Linked DNA regions of Homo sapiens: region 2 is linked to region 1. A link is a loop called in an ENCODE intact Hi-C map of the cell type or tissue named here. Cell type or tissue: PC-9. All regions are shown on one strand. Links, peaks and the distances in the headings refer to the core of each region. The heading gives the core; the rest is flanking DNA. Region 1 overlaps ST8SIA1 (ST8 alpha-N-acetyl-neuraminide alpha-2,8-sialyltransferase 1). Region 2 has its middle 76 kb from the start of ST8SIA1.

Region 1 (8,339 bases), core at 326-8,325:
GTTTAAAACAATTGACTTCAAGTTCCCAGTCTCTACGCTGGAGGTTTTGACAACTGGCAGCTTCCAAGGGTACTGGTCAGAAGAAGCCAGAGCCTCTGACTTCTAGAGGTTTGGGAACTGATCATTTATCACAGCAGGAACACAAGTGAACCAGGTGAGCATCCTAGCACTGGGGCCAAAATTAGGGACTGTTTTTGTAAGCAAGGCTGAAGCACAGTTACTGGAACTTGGTATGGGCTGGGAGGCAGGGACCTGGAAGGGCAGCCTGGGGTTATGTTTTGAAATTAAGTCATAAACCAAGTTACTAGAGCCATACCTCAAAGCCAGGGCCAGAACACAAGTGTAACTTGGTAGTGATTCCCATAGCTTCAGGTGACCATGCCCAATCATTCCCCTAAAGGCCAAGATTGACCCACATTGCTCAGGGCTCAGTCTGAACCCCAGCTGTAGGTTCAGGTGTATATAGAGATTGAGAAGTAGGCTGGATAAATGAGTAGAATTTTTCAGACAAAAACATTTAGGTTCTTACTGTCTTCAATGTCTAGCTCTGTGGAGGCTGACAATACAGAGAGAGCAAAAACTAAGTGTAAGGAGAGGATTTGGGAAAATTGTTAGGTAATTAAGAAATTATATTAGCAGTTTGTCAGAAAAATAGGTAAGTGGATAAGTGTGGTGAGAAAATTTAGGATAGATGGGCATGGGTCAACATCTGCTGATTGTAAAGGAAACAAAAGTGCTTTTTGAGGGTAAGACAACATTTTATACTCTGAAAATTATTATGCATAGGTTTTTTTTCTTGCCAAGTTTTATTTTTCCTGTCTATTCAGACTCTATTCTTGAGATTTCAGAATTTTAACTCTTTGCTAAGAAAAAGAAAATAAGTGCTGAGAGAAATGCAATTGTAAATTAATTTGATAATCACTTCACCTGGGGTGTCTGCAGTTAATGAAGCACTGGCTAACAGCCCCATATACAATATGTATCATCTGATTATTTTGTTTACATTTTTCTGTTTCTAGAGTTCAATCCACTCTGATTTTATATACATCTTGGGTCTAATATACTATTCAGAGGATAGTATATTCACAAAGTATGGTTAGTTCTGTAGCCATAATTTATAAATTTCCTGATTGTCTTTTCTTGTTATACTCTTACATAGTCTTTGACTATGACACCCAAGGTCAGTAAGAACTGAAGTTGCTACAGTTTGTAGGTGCTTCCAGATGCCTGACATGGAGATTGTTTGAGGATATTTTAAAATCCAAAAAAGTTCAGTGATATTTCTGGACTCAAGAAAAAAACACAGTATTTCTACACAAACTATAAAATTTAATGTAAATCAAAAATCTACAAAATAACATCAAGGTTAGAATTAAATTTAAAGCAAGGATTTGATGCATAGAAGATTGCCTTACACATTGATTGGACTTGTCACCTAAATAAATATGCCCTGCTGCCAGCACAACTATGCTTTCCTGAAATTTTCATGATTCTATGTAAGTAAAATAAGTGTTCGACCACTCATTCATGAAGTACTTATTGAGCAACTACTGCTGTGTGGTAGGGACTGTGCTAGTTCCTGGGGAAATAATAGTGAGTAAAAATAGATCCGGTTCTGCACCTATTGGATACTGTCCTCAATGTTCCATAGGTTCCTTACCTTTTACATGCTCACAATTCTGTCCCTTTCTCCTGCTTCTTTTCTTCTATTCCTGATCTCAGGTAATGACACTATCGTCTACTCAGTCACTTGAGCTGGACACCAGGGTCTTATGTTTGAATTTCACTGTCCAAATCCAAGTTTATTTCATAAATATTTCCTGAATCAATCCCCTCTTTTCTTACCTCACTGCCACTGGGTTAAGTCAAGGTTTATCATCTGTTATCTATACTAATTCAAGAACTTTCAAAAAAGTTTCACAGACAGGCGCGGTGGCTCATGCCTGTAATCCCAGCACTTTAGGAGACTGAGGCAGGCAGATCATTTGAGGTCTGGAGTTTGAGACCAGCCTGGCCAACATGATGACACCCTGTCTCTACTAAAAATACAAAAATTAGCTGGGCGTAGTGGCAGGCACCTGTAATCCCTGCTATTCAGGAGGCTGGGGCAGGAGAATTGCTTGAACCCAGGAGGCAGAGGTTGCAGTGAGCCAAAATCACACCACTGCACTCCAGCCTGGGCAAGAGTGAGACTCCATCTCAAAAAAAAAAAAAAAAAAAAGTTCACTATTATGAATTTGCCTTTCTGTGACATCCTCCACCCTCTGCCAATTTTGTTGTTATAAAATGTAAACTGGTGTGTGTGACATCTCTTAACTCACTCTTCACTACTTGCCATGCAGATGAGCAAGTGGCTAAACGGCAGACTAAGTCAGCTGGAGCAGCATTCACAGAGAAAACTCATGAAGGACAAGGAGCAGCTAGTAGATATGCTGTTGCGTTTTATTATTAAAAATAAGGAAATTCTACCCTCTAAGAAAGGGAACCTGAAACTACACTGGGCTTTGTAGTTCTGTAATTAGGGATGCACCAACCATTCCCCTGGGGTGATTGAGAGACTGAGATATAACATACTTACTAAGATAGGGCAGAACCCTGGCTTTGGCCTCTTTTATCAACTTAGTGTTTGTAGGGAATGGAAAGCCAGTGTAGCTATGATGGGTGACTCAGGTACAAGTCTTGCAGATACAGTTGAATGACATAGATGGCCAGAAACGGTGGCCTTTTTTTTTTCCATTTTATTTTATTTTGTCATGTGTTCAACAGCATCTCTTTTTCTCTCTCTCTCCCCTCTTCCTGGCAGGTCACAGACATAAATTAAAAATAAAATCTACAAGAAAAATAATTTATAAAAGCACTCCCAGGCTCACACCTTCTATCCCTACTGCTCAGTTAGGAACACCCCAACTGAGAATCAGTGCTTTCCCCCCTCCACTTCACTCCTGCTTGTCTGGGGAAGACAGTACTCCAGAGTCGGGCAGGGGTGGGGGTGGCAGTGGCAAACAGTTAAAAATAAAGACACTGTGGTCCTGGAACCATCTGGCCACCTTGGCACTTCCATGACTGCCTCCCCCAGGCAGCCCTCCAGGAGCTTGTGCTAAGCTGGGGCTGTGGAGAAGCTGCCCATGGCTGAGAGCTTGCGTGTTTGGGGGGTGCTCTCAGCCCCTGTCACTTGCACTTCTCCATCTTCTAGAAAGAAACCCAAAAAAGAAAGCAGACGACAACCTCGGGACAGAGGAGAAAAATCCCGAGTGTTCACACAGTTAGTTACATGGGTCTTTATGGCAAAGAGGACGTTTAGCTGCTTTGAATATTAGGACATCTCCTTTTTACTCAATACAAGCATTCTACAAGTGAAACAGGGCACAAGCCCTAAAAAAATCAAAGTGCATGAAATTCTAAGAGGACTAGTTTTTTTGTTGTTGCTGGGTTGTGTAATGTTTTGTGTTTTCCCAGTGACAAGCCCAGTCCTTGGTAGGCAGAGGCCTGAGGGAAAGATCACTCCCCAGTGTTGTGCTGAATCCTGCCTGGAGGCTGCTGCGCTAGATCCTCCCTCCATATCATTCCCCTGACTCACAGCAGTACTGGAATAGGAAGGCTGCAGGCCCAGTTCCCGGAGCACTGCCAGCACCTCACCCCAGCTACAGAAGAGCTCAGGCAGTGGGTGAGGGATGGGGAACACAAATGGGATTTATTGCATCAGCTTATAGTTGCAGAAGAGCTAGTTTCTTCCTTGGCTTGCTGAGAGTAGTGGGAATCCAAGCCTTGCTACTGATCAGGATAGAGGGCCTTGGGCACTGAGCCCCATCTGGTTTCCATGCAGCTCTACAGGAGCCCACATCTTTTTCCTGTTGACAGGGGATCAATCTTGAGCAGGTTCATCCTTCCTGGTTACAACCTGTATGATAAAATTCAAATCCCTTAGAGTGTCACACAAGGTCTTCACGATATGAACTCTCTGAGAATGTCAGCTAATATAAGCTTACCAATTGCCATCCATCTGCTTCCTCCAGCTCCTCATTGCTTTTTTTTTTGACACGGAGTCTCACTCTGTCATCCAGGCTGGAGTGCAGTGGTGTGACCTCTGCTCACTGCAACCTCTGCCCCCGGGGCTCAAGTGATTCTCCTGCCTCAGCCTCCGAGTAGCTGGGACTATAGGTGTGCACCACCATGCCTGGCTAATTTTTGTATTTCTCATAGAGATGGGGTTTCACCATGTTGGCCAGGCTGGTCTTGAACTTCTGACCTCAAGTGATACACCCGCCCTTGGCCTCTCAAATTGTTGGGATTACAGGCGTGAGCCACCATGCCCAGCCCCAGCCCCTCATTACTTTTTACTTTTACTAAGTGACTTGCATTTCCCAGAACAATTCGTTTTTTCGTTTTGTCTTCACATTTGTACATGTTGTTCCTTCTGCCCAAAATGCCCTTCCTATCCTTATCTGATGAATTCTTGTTTATTTTTCAAGATCCAGCCAAAGCATCATTTCTGCAAACCTTCCCAGTTCCCTCTCCCAAGTCTCAACCACCTGGCAGTGTTGATTAAAAATCTATTTTCTCCCCCCCAAATTTGTATATATCTCTCTTAATACAACTGAATAACAATTATTGTATAACAATTCAATAACTGAATTGTCAACATTGTTATTGAATAACAGTTACTGGCTCACATGCTTTCTGCTGACCACACTGTGAGCCCTTTGAAGGCAGCACATAGACAGGGTCTGGCACATAACATAGCAGGTGGTAAATTAAAATGTGCTGAATGAATGATGAAATGGATGGTTGCTTTTCCCAAAACCTTTGCACCCACATGGCATCAAGTTACGTCAACCTAGGTCAATCCAGGCAACAGCGATGGAAGAAGGAAAGGTCCTGGATGCTCACGATAGAGCGTGGCGTGTGTGATGGTGTGTGGACAGTCACCCTCTAAGTGTGCAGGACTTCATCCTAATCTTGAAATAACAAGATCGTACATTTTAAAAGTCAAGCCACAATATTGGTTCTGGGCATGTAGTTATTTTGTTTTTATTTCTTTTCGCTATTCTTATTCTCTTTTAAGACATATATTATTCTTAAGAAATTGTTATTGGATGGAGCTGATGGACATTTTGATACTTGTGAAGATAATTTCTTTTTCTCACATCCACTTCTTATTTTCTCTCATTGTCTTTACCATCTCATTTCAAATGACAATGGCCTCTTGTCTAGAATTCTGCAAAAGTTATCTTCTGGGCTTTTTGTATCTAATCTGGCCTCTTCTCCAGTCCATTACCACGCTGTAGCTTGAGTTAGCTTTTTAAAATGCAAATCAGATCATGCAATCATTTTGCTTAAAACCCTTGATTGTCTTCCCATTGATTTTTAGGATAAAGATAAACCCCTTAAGGCTTGATCTCTTCCTGTGGCTCCAGCATCAATTTCCACAATGTTGCTTCTCATCCTCATACCTTGCTTTACTGGCCTTCTTTCATATCCTCACAAACACTGTGCTGTCTTCTTCTGTAGAGGTTTTCCACATGCTATCCATTTTCCTGGAAGACTGTTGCCTCCTCTTACCTAATTAACTTACATTGATCCCTTACATCTTGTTTGAGAACCATTTCCTGGGGAGGAGGGGGCTGGTCCCCAGAGCACCAGGTACCTTTCATTTGCAACTTCATATTCAATTCTATAAGTATTTGATTGAAGTTGCCTTCTCTTACCAGCTGGAAACCTCTCCAGGGATAGTGTTTAATTCTGGATGATAGGGAGTTATGTGTCTCAGTTTGTAGCATAGTGCTTGAGACATGGTAGAGATTCAATAAATTTTAGTGGAATGATGAATGAATGAATGAATGAGTTCAGCTGCTTAGTTTTGGTGGATACAATCACCAAGTGTATCCTGGTGTACCTAGAGCCTATGTTTTGGTATAAATATAAAGAGACTTGGAGTTCATTAATAGAGAGTGGAGGGGAAAATCCTCACATTGGAAGCAGTCAACATAATGATGAGGGATTTTTTTGCTCGTTAGCTCAGCTAGGTCTGGGTTCTTGTCTCATGACCAGGAAGAAGTAGGCACACAGAAATTTGAAGAGTGAGCAAGGCGGGGAGTTTCATTGAATGATGAAACAGCTTTTAGCAGGGGTGGTCCCCCTACCCAAAGGCAGTAAAGTTCTCAATATGGCTGAGCCTGGGGCTTTTTATGGGCTCAGAATAGGTAGCTTGTATTGATTGATTTGTGACTGTGCAAAAAGGTCAAAGCAAAGATGCCACTCAAAGGTGGACATGACAGTGTAGAAAGCCAATTAGGAAAGTGTGGGTATATGAAAAATAGGTGAACGGTGGGGATCAATCAGAGGAAAGTGTGCCAAACGGGCAGGTGGGGTCTCAATCCAGTCCGAGGATTTAACTTGTAGCTTGGCTTTCAGGCTTTAAACTGTCTGCAACTTGGAGGTGGGGTTTCGCCAGGACCTGCCCGTGTCTATCTAGGCATTTGTCTGCCTCCTGTCATTATCGGTAAGAAACCTCAGAATAACTGTCCCAGACTGAAGCCTTTAAGGCTAACTGTGAAGATAGTCAAACAGGGTGACCCCGAGCGCTTTTGTTACCATGTTACTCTTGTGTCATTAGATAATACAAGTCTCAGATGTTGCAATGAAATCAATCTTAAAGGACACCATAATGGAGAAATTGCTGCTGTTTTTGAAGATGTAAAAATCACAGTCAGAGATGTCAGCTCAGTCAGTCTCTGCCTTCTCCCCAACCAGAACTAAATGGCAGAGTGCAGTGACAGAGCAAAAAGCTGAACTGGTTCCGAGGTCTCTTCCCTGCCAGGAGCTGGCATCTCCAGACTGTCGGTTCTTGTGTTGGAGCCTTGGTGCTCTTCAGTCTTTTAGCCATCAAATATTCTTGTACCAATTTTCCCACAAAGCGAATGACTGGGATTTGTATTTTAAAACCACAGCTATTATAATACCAGTATCTTTGAAATTGACATACTGTCTCCCTGTTAGTTTTCAATTTATCTTGGCCCAGCTGCTGGAGGAAAATACTTTTCAGTCTTTGTAGCGCCGTGGAGCCAATATGTTTAGGAAACAAGCCAGTCAATATAGTTCCCAAACAACCTCTTGCCAGAGACAGTAATAATTTTTTAACCCCTTGAACTCTAAATAAGAAAATGGTTTCATCCAGATTATGAACACTAAACCTTGGTTGGTGTGGGCAGTTTGAACAATCATCCTTCGAGTTGAAAACTTTTTGACTGTCCTTGGAATTAGTAAAGGACATACATTAAGTAATCCCCTAGGACTGCTTTTTCAGCTTGTAATTACATTTCAAGGAAATGGCCCTGTAAAACAAGTAGCAAAGTGCTCTCTGCAATATTTGAAAGTAAGACCATAGCAGGTCAAAAATTATAAAGTAAATTATAGTCATTCACTTAAAACGTTCACTTAAGGCATTTTGTAATTTCATTGGTGACCTTTTATTGCATCATGAACAAATAGGGGCAAGAAAGGATTTAGAAGATAAAGATTTGGGCTTAGGAAAATAAGCATTCAGTGGTAAGGATTTATAAGATGTAAGATAGATTAAGTAAGGGCCAGGAAACCTTTGGGGAAAAAGGCAAAGTGTTATCATATGAATAAAAATAATGGTAATAAAATGTCATAGATTATGTCATGTCTTTAAAAAGAGGGTACCTGAAGGAAATTTAAATTTCATGTTTTAGGTTATGTCATACCATGGGGATCTTGATATGTAGAAATTTCCTTTCACTTTTGCAGATGGTTGAGAGATCTAAGAACAGTGGAGGGATGCAGAGAACAAGGAGACAGGAAAGGCTGATGTAGGACACAGAACATCAGAATGACTACTTGGAGCAGGGAAGCCACCAGAGCAATGTGATGATTGGCGCTCTCGTATTTTACAGCTATTAATAGGTCATATTGACTGAATGATTTCTAAGTTCCAGACCTGGCACTTTTTATAATTATCATTTTATTTAATTCTTTCAATAACTGTAGAGGTAATTTCTTACGTTTCCCTTCACCCCATTTTATAGATGAGGAAGCTGAGGCTAAGAAAGGTTCAGTACCCATCACAAAGTACATTGGAAGTGGCAGAATCCTCTGATGCTGTAATTGTGTAAATAACCATTTTATTCTCCATGACCTGGGCACTTAGAAGATGACTGAGGAGTGATTTAGATATGTTATGTATATTCATATAGAGTTTATATATGCTATCGTTCCATCTGTCTGTGAAGTTTTCCTCAATTAAGTTGTGCTTGAGAAGCATTGAGGATTAAATTGGCCAACTCTGAACTTTCTGTTGCCAGTGCTTCCTGTGGGCTTGG
Region 2 (8,339 bases), core at 90-8,089, 140 kb before region 1:
TTACCTTGTCACCCAGGCTGGAGTGCAGTGGTGTGATCTCGGCTCACTGCAACCTCTGCCTTGCTGGTTCAAGCTATTCTCCTGCCTCAGCCTCCTGCGTAGCTGGGATTACAGGCACCTGCCACCATGCCTGGCTAATTTTGTATTTTTAGTAGATACGGGGTTTCACTATGTTGGCCAGGCTGGTCTCGAACTCCTGACCTCAGGTAATCCACCCTCCTTAGCCTCCCAAAGTCCTGGGATTACAGGTGTGAGCCACTGCACCTGGACTCAGGTAGTTCTTTACAGCAATGTGAGAATGGACTAAAACAGGTACTCAATAAATAAATAATTTTCAAATACTTGAATATATGACTTTTGTCAAATCTATGTGTCCTTGGGCAAGCCAGTTTATTCCTTAAGCTATATTTTTCCCATTCAGAAAATTAAGAGGTTGGCCTAGAAGTCCTCTAAGAGCCCTTTTTGCTAAAAAAAAAAAAAAAAAAAAAAAAAAGAACGTGCTTCGTAAATGGCTGGAGTTCATAAATGTAAGGATGTATAATTTTAGTGAACTATTAAAAGTATTCTGTCCAATCTGGTCTTCAAGGATTTAAATTTCCAGGTCAAACAAATAAGAATACCACCCAGCTGTTCTATTAGACAATTGATGAGGTGACGATTGAAGAGTGAGGATTCTTGCCACCCTTAGCTGACCCCTTTCTCTCTCCCTGGCTGCAGCTGGTTAGTATACAGTGCACAGAACACGGCCATTAGAGAGAGATACAAACAATGAGAGGCTTTACACATAGGAAGAAAGGTATTCTTAGCCTCAATATGGCCCAGTTCCCAGGATGTGGGGAAAGGATAACCTCTGGACTCTTTGCCAAGGTGAGAGGCTCCAATTAGAAAGCAGGCCTCTGGTTGCAGCCATGGTGGACTCTCAGGTGGCCCAACGGGCAGATGTTGAAAAACCTTGTTTGCCAACTAGGATCTATCTGTGCTCAGCCACAGGGTCCTATATCTCCAAAAGTGGCTGAATGGCCACTTTCTAAATGACTATTCATAGAATTGCTCCTTTATTTTTATTTATTTATTTTTTGAGATGCACTCTCGCTCTGTAGCCCAGGCTGGAATGCAGTGGCGTGATCTCGTCTCACTGCAACCTCCACCTACCAAGCTCGAACAAGCCTCCCACCTCTGCCTCCAGAGTAGCTGGGACTACAGATGCCTGTCATCATGCTTGGCTAATTTTTGTATTTTTAGTAGAGACGGGGTTTCACCATGTTGGCCAGGCTAGTCTCAAACTGCTGACCTCAAGTGATCCGACTGCCTTGGCCTCCCAGATTGCTAGGATTACAGGCGTAAGCAACCACCCCTGACCAGAATTCCTCCTTTATAAAGCCTCAAGTCAATGTCTAAAAAATTGGGGGGGCAATTCCATGATTCACCAGATAACCCATATAGATGCATACTATCTATCTAAAAATACCCATTTTTACGCCAATTAATCTTTGGGGCCTTCAGTTTGCTATACGTCTACCTGTACTGTGTTTCAGGAGGCTCTATCTTGGATACAGTGACCTTCTGCACATCAGTGAAAGGACTGAAACTAGAAGAAGCAAAATTGGGATCCATGTCTACTTTGCTTCCCATATGTTATTCTGTTACCTCAAGTATCTGACTCCATTGTAGTTAATTGCTTCCTGTTTCTTTCCCTAGGTTATGAGATCCTCCACAGAGAACTGAGTAAGAACAATGATGTACATTATTAACTAAAATTATCACATCTTGCTTTATTATTTATTTGTTTTTTTAACCATCCTAGAATAGATAATGTATTGTAGTTTGTTGCCTCGGGAAAGATTTGATTTTGGTTACGTGACACAGAGAGAAGCCGGCTTAAACTTCCCTTGGATTCTTTCTATACTTGGCTTGGTTCTAAAGAGCCACACAGCTGTGGGAATCTTGCAAGCATAATTTCAATTCTACTTTCAGGTCAGAATCAAAGAAGGATTAGAAAGGAGTCCATTTCAAACTTTATAGACCACTTCAGGAATACTTATTCTATCCTACCAGTTCTGAATGTATTAAATTTATTAAAAACTGCTAAGTTCCCTGCCTAATTTTTTGTTAATATTATAATCAAATGTGCTTAGTTATTGGTGTCTCTGCAACCACTGAAAATGCCATGCACTTATGAACAGAATATATTTTCTCATTTGAAATGGCAAAGCCCCAGAGGTTCTAATAGCCACCCTCTTCCAGATACATTATTCATTGTAAACTAGCTTTCTAGAATCCTAGATTATGGAGAACTAAGTATCTTTTATATTTTAAACCACGTGTATGCTAATGTATATAATGAGCGTTTCAAACAATCTTTTTGCTCCTGGTCAACTTTTTTTTTTTTTTTTTTTTTTTTTAAATAATAAAGGCGGCCGGGCGTGGAGGCTCACGCCTGTAATCCCAGCACTTTGGCAGGCCAAGGCGGGTGGGTCAGCTGAGGTCAGGAGTTTGAGACCAGCCTGGCCAATATGGCGAAACCCTGTCTCTACTAAAAATACAAAAATTAGCTGGGTGTGGTGGCACATGCCTGTAATCCCAGCTATTCAGGAGGCGGAGGCACGAGAATCGCTTGAACAAGGAGGTGGAGGTTGCAGTGAGCCGAGATTGCCTCACTGCACTCCAGCCAGGGTGACAGAGCGAGACTCTATCTCAAAATAGTAATAATAATAATAATAATAATAATAATATAGGCACTGAACATTTTCGAAAAAGCTTAAGAAATAAGAAAAACAAGTTAGGGAAGTTTAACTGACAAAGCATTTAACACAATTCATTATAAGATGAATGACAAACAAGTAAAATGGAACATGAATAAGAGATTTATTTAGTGCATCAACTGTTAAAATGCAAGTCTTTATGGCTTATGCTTCTGTATAGACGCTAGGCCCGAAATGGAGGTCTATTTCCCACTTAAGAGCATGAAAAACACCACTTATCAACTGCAGGGAACAGTTTTGAGATTAGATGCTAGGCATCGCACAAATGGAAGCTTTTCAAAACACAACATACAGAATTACATGTTGGGAGGGGGTTCAGGAGGTCACCCAGATCAGTCGTCTCTCTATTAAATTTGTCCCTTGTTAAAATTTTTAGGGAAGGATATTCCAAAACCGGTCTGAGGTTTAAGTGTCCAAAGACCATGAGAAATCTTAAAATTTTATCACACATTGACTATAGAGAAAAGTTTTTAAAAAGTCCACAACAAAGCAGATACAATTGTATAGAAACATCTAGATAATAGAGCTCCCCAGATCAAGCCCCCTCTATTAACCCCACCACCCCGTGTTTTCTCATTACATTTAGACTGAAATTAAAATCCTGCAAGATCCTATAGGAATTAGCCCCTGACTCCTTCTCTGACCTCAGCATCTTCCACTCTCTCCCAGTGTCCCGGTTTCCTCTGTTTCAAACACTGTACGGTAGCAATAATGTGTCTCTTGTTCATCACTGCACATCTACAAAATATCTTCACAGCAACACCTAGATTGGTATTTGGTTGGATATCCCTCATGTTTTAACTGTTTAATAAATATTTCTACAAATCTACAAAAGAGTAAAAAGTTATATATATATTTGTATGGATATATATGTGTATAATTATTTTAATAGTGGTGTTTTATCTGCTTCAAAGTTCGTTTATATGTTTTTTCCCTTTCAGCTCTATCTTGTTACCTAGTTTCTTGAAACTCCCATATGCTTGCTATTAGATTACTAGGACACTAGCAACGGATAGAAGTCATTGACAAAATAGATGAATCACTCAGTGTGGCTTGGTACTGGCATTGAAAAAATAGATTGGCACAGCAATAGATGGGAAGAATGTGTTTATTGCTGTAGGAAAATACCTGGAAATACCAGTTTCTCCAGTCAGAGAAGTCAGACTCCAAGTGAGTATTTCACCACAGTCTTTCTAGAAGCAAGGTAATACAAGTATACAGATGCAAAATGGAATGACTCAGCTAGCCAAGATTCAATTAGCGTTAAAGCATAGAAGCCGCATTTAGGGGAAACTGTGAATGATAGACAACAGCTCCAAATCAGAGCAAAATGATATGTCCTTAGACCGAAAAGTTTCTTGTCTTTTTTTTTTTTTTTTTTTTTTTGATCCAGAGTGTCGCTCTGTCGCCCAGGCTGGAGTGCAGTGGCGCGATCTCGGCTCACTGCAAGCTCGGCCTCCCAGATTCACGACATTCTCCTGCCTCAGCCTCCCGAGTAGATGGGACTACAGGCACCCGCCACCACGCCTCGCTAATTTTTTGTATTTTTAGTAGAGACGGGGTTTCACCGTGTTAGCCAGGGTGGTCTCGGATCTCCTGACCTCGTGATCTGCCCGCCTCGGCCTCCCAAAGTGCTGTGATTACAGGCGTGAGCCACCGCGCCCAGCCAGTTTCTTGTCTTTCTAAGCCTCATTTGAGCCAGGGTAGTGATAGCACTTTCCATCATGGCACCACCTTAGGAGAGCAGAAACTCCGGGCTAATGTGCCACCGACAGAAAGAATAGTCAACATGTGCATTCAGATTCTGTTCATGCTACTGCTTTGAACCAAAGTCATTTTCTAGGTTGAATGAAAACGACCTTACCTGCCTCGTCCTAGCTCTAATTCCAGCAAATGCCACAAGCGGAGTATTGGCCACCCAGGCTGAGCTCGCTCACTCAGCTCTGAGCATTCTCTCCCCAACTTGTGATATAACAAAACACAGACAGTGTCTATACTCATTTCACATATCTCTGAGGTTTAGGTGTGAAATGCAACGGTTTGGTTTCAAAGCCCAGATCACTGTTTGCAGAGTGTGACGGAACTGTGAGCAGCTGGAGGGTGATACATCCATCTCCCCACCAAGTCTCTATCAACAAGCGTTTAAAGGAGATACTGGCCTAGCTCACAACAGACTAATCTCCCATGATTTATTGTGCGGCAGACTGTTTTTTCCAAAATTGACAACACGATATTTTCAGCCCCACATAGTTTTCAAGAACGTCACCTTTGCCTACCAAGAAGTGGAATAGGGCACTTCCACTTGAAATTGAAAATAGAACAGAAAATAAAGGAAAGAAATGTTGCACAACTTCTGAGGCTAGGTCCTAGTAGATAATAGAGTCAGTTTCTCTCTCTCTCTCTCTCTCCACACTCACCTTGGAAAGCTATCCATCATGTTTTCAAGAAGCTCAAGCTGGCTTATGTGAAGAGAACACATAAAGCGGCTGTCAGCCCCAGCGACGGTCTCAGCACACAGCAGCCTTGCTGTCAGACGTGAGAGAGTGAATTTCAGCTGATTCCAGCCCTCAGTCGGCTATGCAGCTATTGGGAACTAATACAGATTTCATGCTTTTTGCTCATTAACTTTCATTCTGGCGGGTTGCCATAGCCAGATTCTACAGAATTTGCTTTGGGCTTTTGCCTGTGTCATGCACTCCTCTGGAGATGCTCTTTTCCTTTTCTTCCAAGCAAATACAAATTCTTCATTTTGACTTCTTAACAGAACTCAAAAATATATTCTGTAAGGACTGGTGCTATTCTCCATATTCTGCATATCCCTACACACAGTGAACTCTTTTATACTGGACTTATTTGCATTCATGTGTGTTTTGTTTTTCTTTCTCTTTGCTTTTTCCCACAGGGCCACGTCTTGAATTTTTAATTAGACTGCTAATGACTGGAATTCATAGGAGGGGTAGTGTGGTGGTGGTGGGGTAAGTCTTTGGTTCAAGGCCCAGCCTGCTCAGGTCCTTGTACTGGTTCTACCACTTACTGGCAGTGTGCCTGGGAACAAGCTACTTCCAAGATACTTAATGTCTCTAGAGGTCAAGGTTGTAGCAGAGAAACAGAAAGGTAGGACGTGTGTGTAGTCCAAAATCTGTAGGACAGCCTGGCAGGCCTGTAATGCAACCCACAGGCAAAATGTCTTCTTCCTCAGGAAAATCTCAACTGATTGGATAAGGTCCACTCACATTACGGAGAATGATTTTCTTAATGTCAACTGATTACAGATGTTTAAGCACATCTACAAAATACCTTCTTAGGAACACCTAGACTGGCATTTGATTGAATAGCTAGGTACTATAGCCTAGCTTAGTTGACTTATAAAACTCATAAATACCCATCACAGTATCTCTGTGACTAAATTTCCTCATTTGTAAAACGGGACAATTATAGTACACGGTGACTATCCCTTACCTGAAATGCTTGGGACCAGATGTGTTTCAGATTTGGGATTATTTTTGGATTTTGAGATATTTGCATATACATTAAGAGATATTTTGGGGATGGAACCCAAGTCTAAACATAAAATTCATGTATGTTTCATATACACCTTATATGTACAGCCTGAAGATAATTTTATAAAATATTTAAAAATAATTTTGTGCACAAAAACAAAGTTTTATTTTTTTATTTTTATTTTTATTCTTTGTTTTTGAGACAGGGTCTCACTCTGCCACCCAGGCTGGAGTTGCAGTGGTGCGATCATGGCTCACTGCAGCCTCAACTTCCCCAGCTCCAGCGATCCTCTCACCTTAGCCTCCTCAGTTTGGGACTACAGGCATGCGCCACCATGCCTCACTGATTTTTTTGCGTTTTTGGTAGAGACAGGATTTTGCCATGTTGCCCAGACTGGTCTCAAGCTCCTGAGCTCGAGCAATCCACCCACCTCAGCCTCCCAAAGTGCTGGGATTACAGGTGTGAACTACCATGCCCGGTCAAAACACAATTTTGTTTTGACCCATTACATGAAGTCAGGTGTAGAATTTTTCACTTGTGGTGTCATGTCAGTTTTCAGAAAGTTTCAGATTTTAGAGCATTTTGGATTTTGGATTTTCAGATTAGGGATGCTCAACCTGTAGCACTTTATAAGTATAAAGTATACTAGCCATATATGACAGTGACTGCCACATATTAAGTGCTATGTAAGTGTTGGTTATTACTATTACTTCTTTGTATGAGTACATAGTACCCTAAAATACTTTCAGTTTTCCTAATTAAGTCTTATTAGGACTGTTTCTTTAAAGAATGCTACTTCTGTTTTGCCGTAAGAATCTTGACAGACGAGTGCGTAGAATTAATCCAACCCTGGTTTCCAAAAGTCATAACACATTCTTCTTTTATGTCATATGTTTACAAGAACTTTTTACAGAAAGAGCTCTTGAGAGCAGCTGAACCTGTATTGCCATAATAAGAGGATTAGCCATAAAGGACATAAAGAGATACATGTTTCTAGCCACTCCTTGTTAAGGAGCTGTTGGTAACCTCTAATCAATGAGCAAGGAAACTGGTTCTGGTCTGATTCAGATTCTTCTTCCTATTTCTAGGTTTCCTCTCAAGTGTGTCACAGAATATCGGGATGGCTACCTCTTGAATCAAGGCCTTATTACCAAGCCCTAATCTTTATTAATATATGTATTTAAGTACAAATATAAATACTAAGTCTTTGTCAGTTGATTTCTATGGAAGACTTTGCTTCACCCCAACTTGCACTAATAAATCTAGGCTTCTTGCTTTCAAGGGAAGCCAAGATGGTGGCATGATGTCAATACTGTAGTTTAGTGCTTCTCTCTGGCACTTGGGAAATTTGTCTTATATTTCTGTTCTTCCCAGCAGCTACTGTCTCCTTAGATGCAAGAATGAGATGAAGGCTTATAGCCCAACTGTTGGCAGCAATAAGAACTTCCTCATTGTGGTACAAACTGAAATGAATCCTTTATTGAGTTTGCCATGCCACATTCTCTGTTCTGTACTCACACCACTGTTGACATTCTTAACTGGAGCCTCATGGTATATTAATGTTTACTGGATCATCTTTAATGATGAAACCAAAAGCAAAAAATGAGAAAAACACCAGCTATGACTTCAGTGTTTCTGCATTAAATATAATACAGACATGCAACTTTTTCTACCTGTGTTTACAAGCAACGTAAGCTCCTATGATTCCTGTTAAGAACTTGCCAGTAAGAAAAATAACTTAATATGATGGCTAGCTGTTTAATATCTCATAAATATTGAGCAAGGATAATTGTTAAAAACAAATAAATAGATGTAAGTAAAATAAAAGTATATAAATAAAATTTTCAACAGTAATTATATCTACTTAAAAATAGTTACCCAAATGTTTTCAGTAACTTATACCTCTGAAGTTATATTAAGTGAAATGATGGATATTCATTCACTATCCAGATCATTTCCAAATAATATAAAATATAAAAACATTAATTGCTAAACATAGTTTATTTACTTTTGGCTTTGAAGGAGTTCAGAATACACCATCCCCAAAATATGCTGCACTGGCATATTAACTATTTT

The links. Peaks named below come from ENCODE experiments on the same cell type or tissue, not always from the same donor. Only the 100,000 strongest peaks of a DNase experiment are listed, where the experiment ranks them.
Region 2: a loop joins it to region 1, with 3 times the contacts of the local background. A loop is called at or near these places in 2 of 110 quality-filtered maps.

Annotation. Positions count from the first base shown.
Region 1 is chr12:22,271,249-22,279,587 of GRCh38, reverse strand. All of the region lies in intron 2 of ST8SIA1 (ST8 alpha-N-acetyl-neuraminide alpha-2,8-sialyltransferase 1), which reads left to right. Among named protein-coding and RNA genes, the nearest start is that of ST8SIA1, 59 kb to the left of the region's middle. RefSeq lists a cis regulatory region at 2,647 and enhancers at 2,554-2,723, 2,563-2,732, 6,011-6,180, 7,620-7,789. In PC-9, for the core only: no CTCF peak of the experiment used is centred there; a DNase peak (open chromatin) is centred at 3,557; H3K27ac peaks cover 1,981 bases.
Region 2 is chr12:22,406,248-22,414,586 of GRCh38, reverse strand. No RefSeq gene overlaps it. Among named protein-coding and RNA genes, the nearest start is that of ST8SIA1, 76 kb to the right of the region's middle. RefSeq lists a silencer at 4,699-4,778. In PC-9, for the core only: no CTCF peak of the experiment used is centred there; DNase peaks (open chromatin) are centred at 3,816 and 7,776; H3K27ac peaks cover 2,077 bases.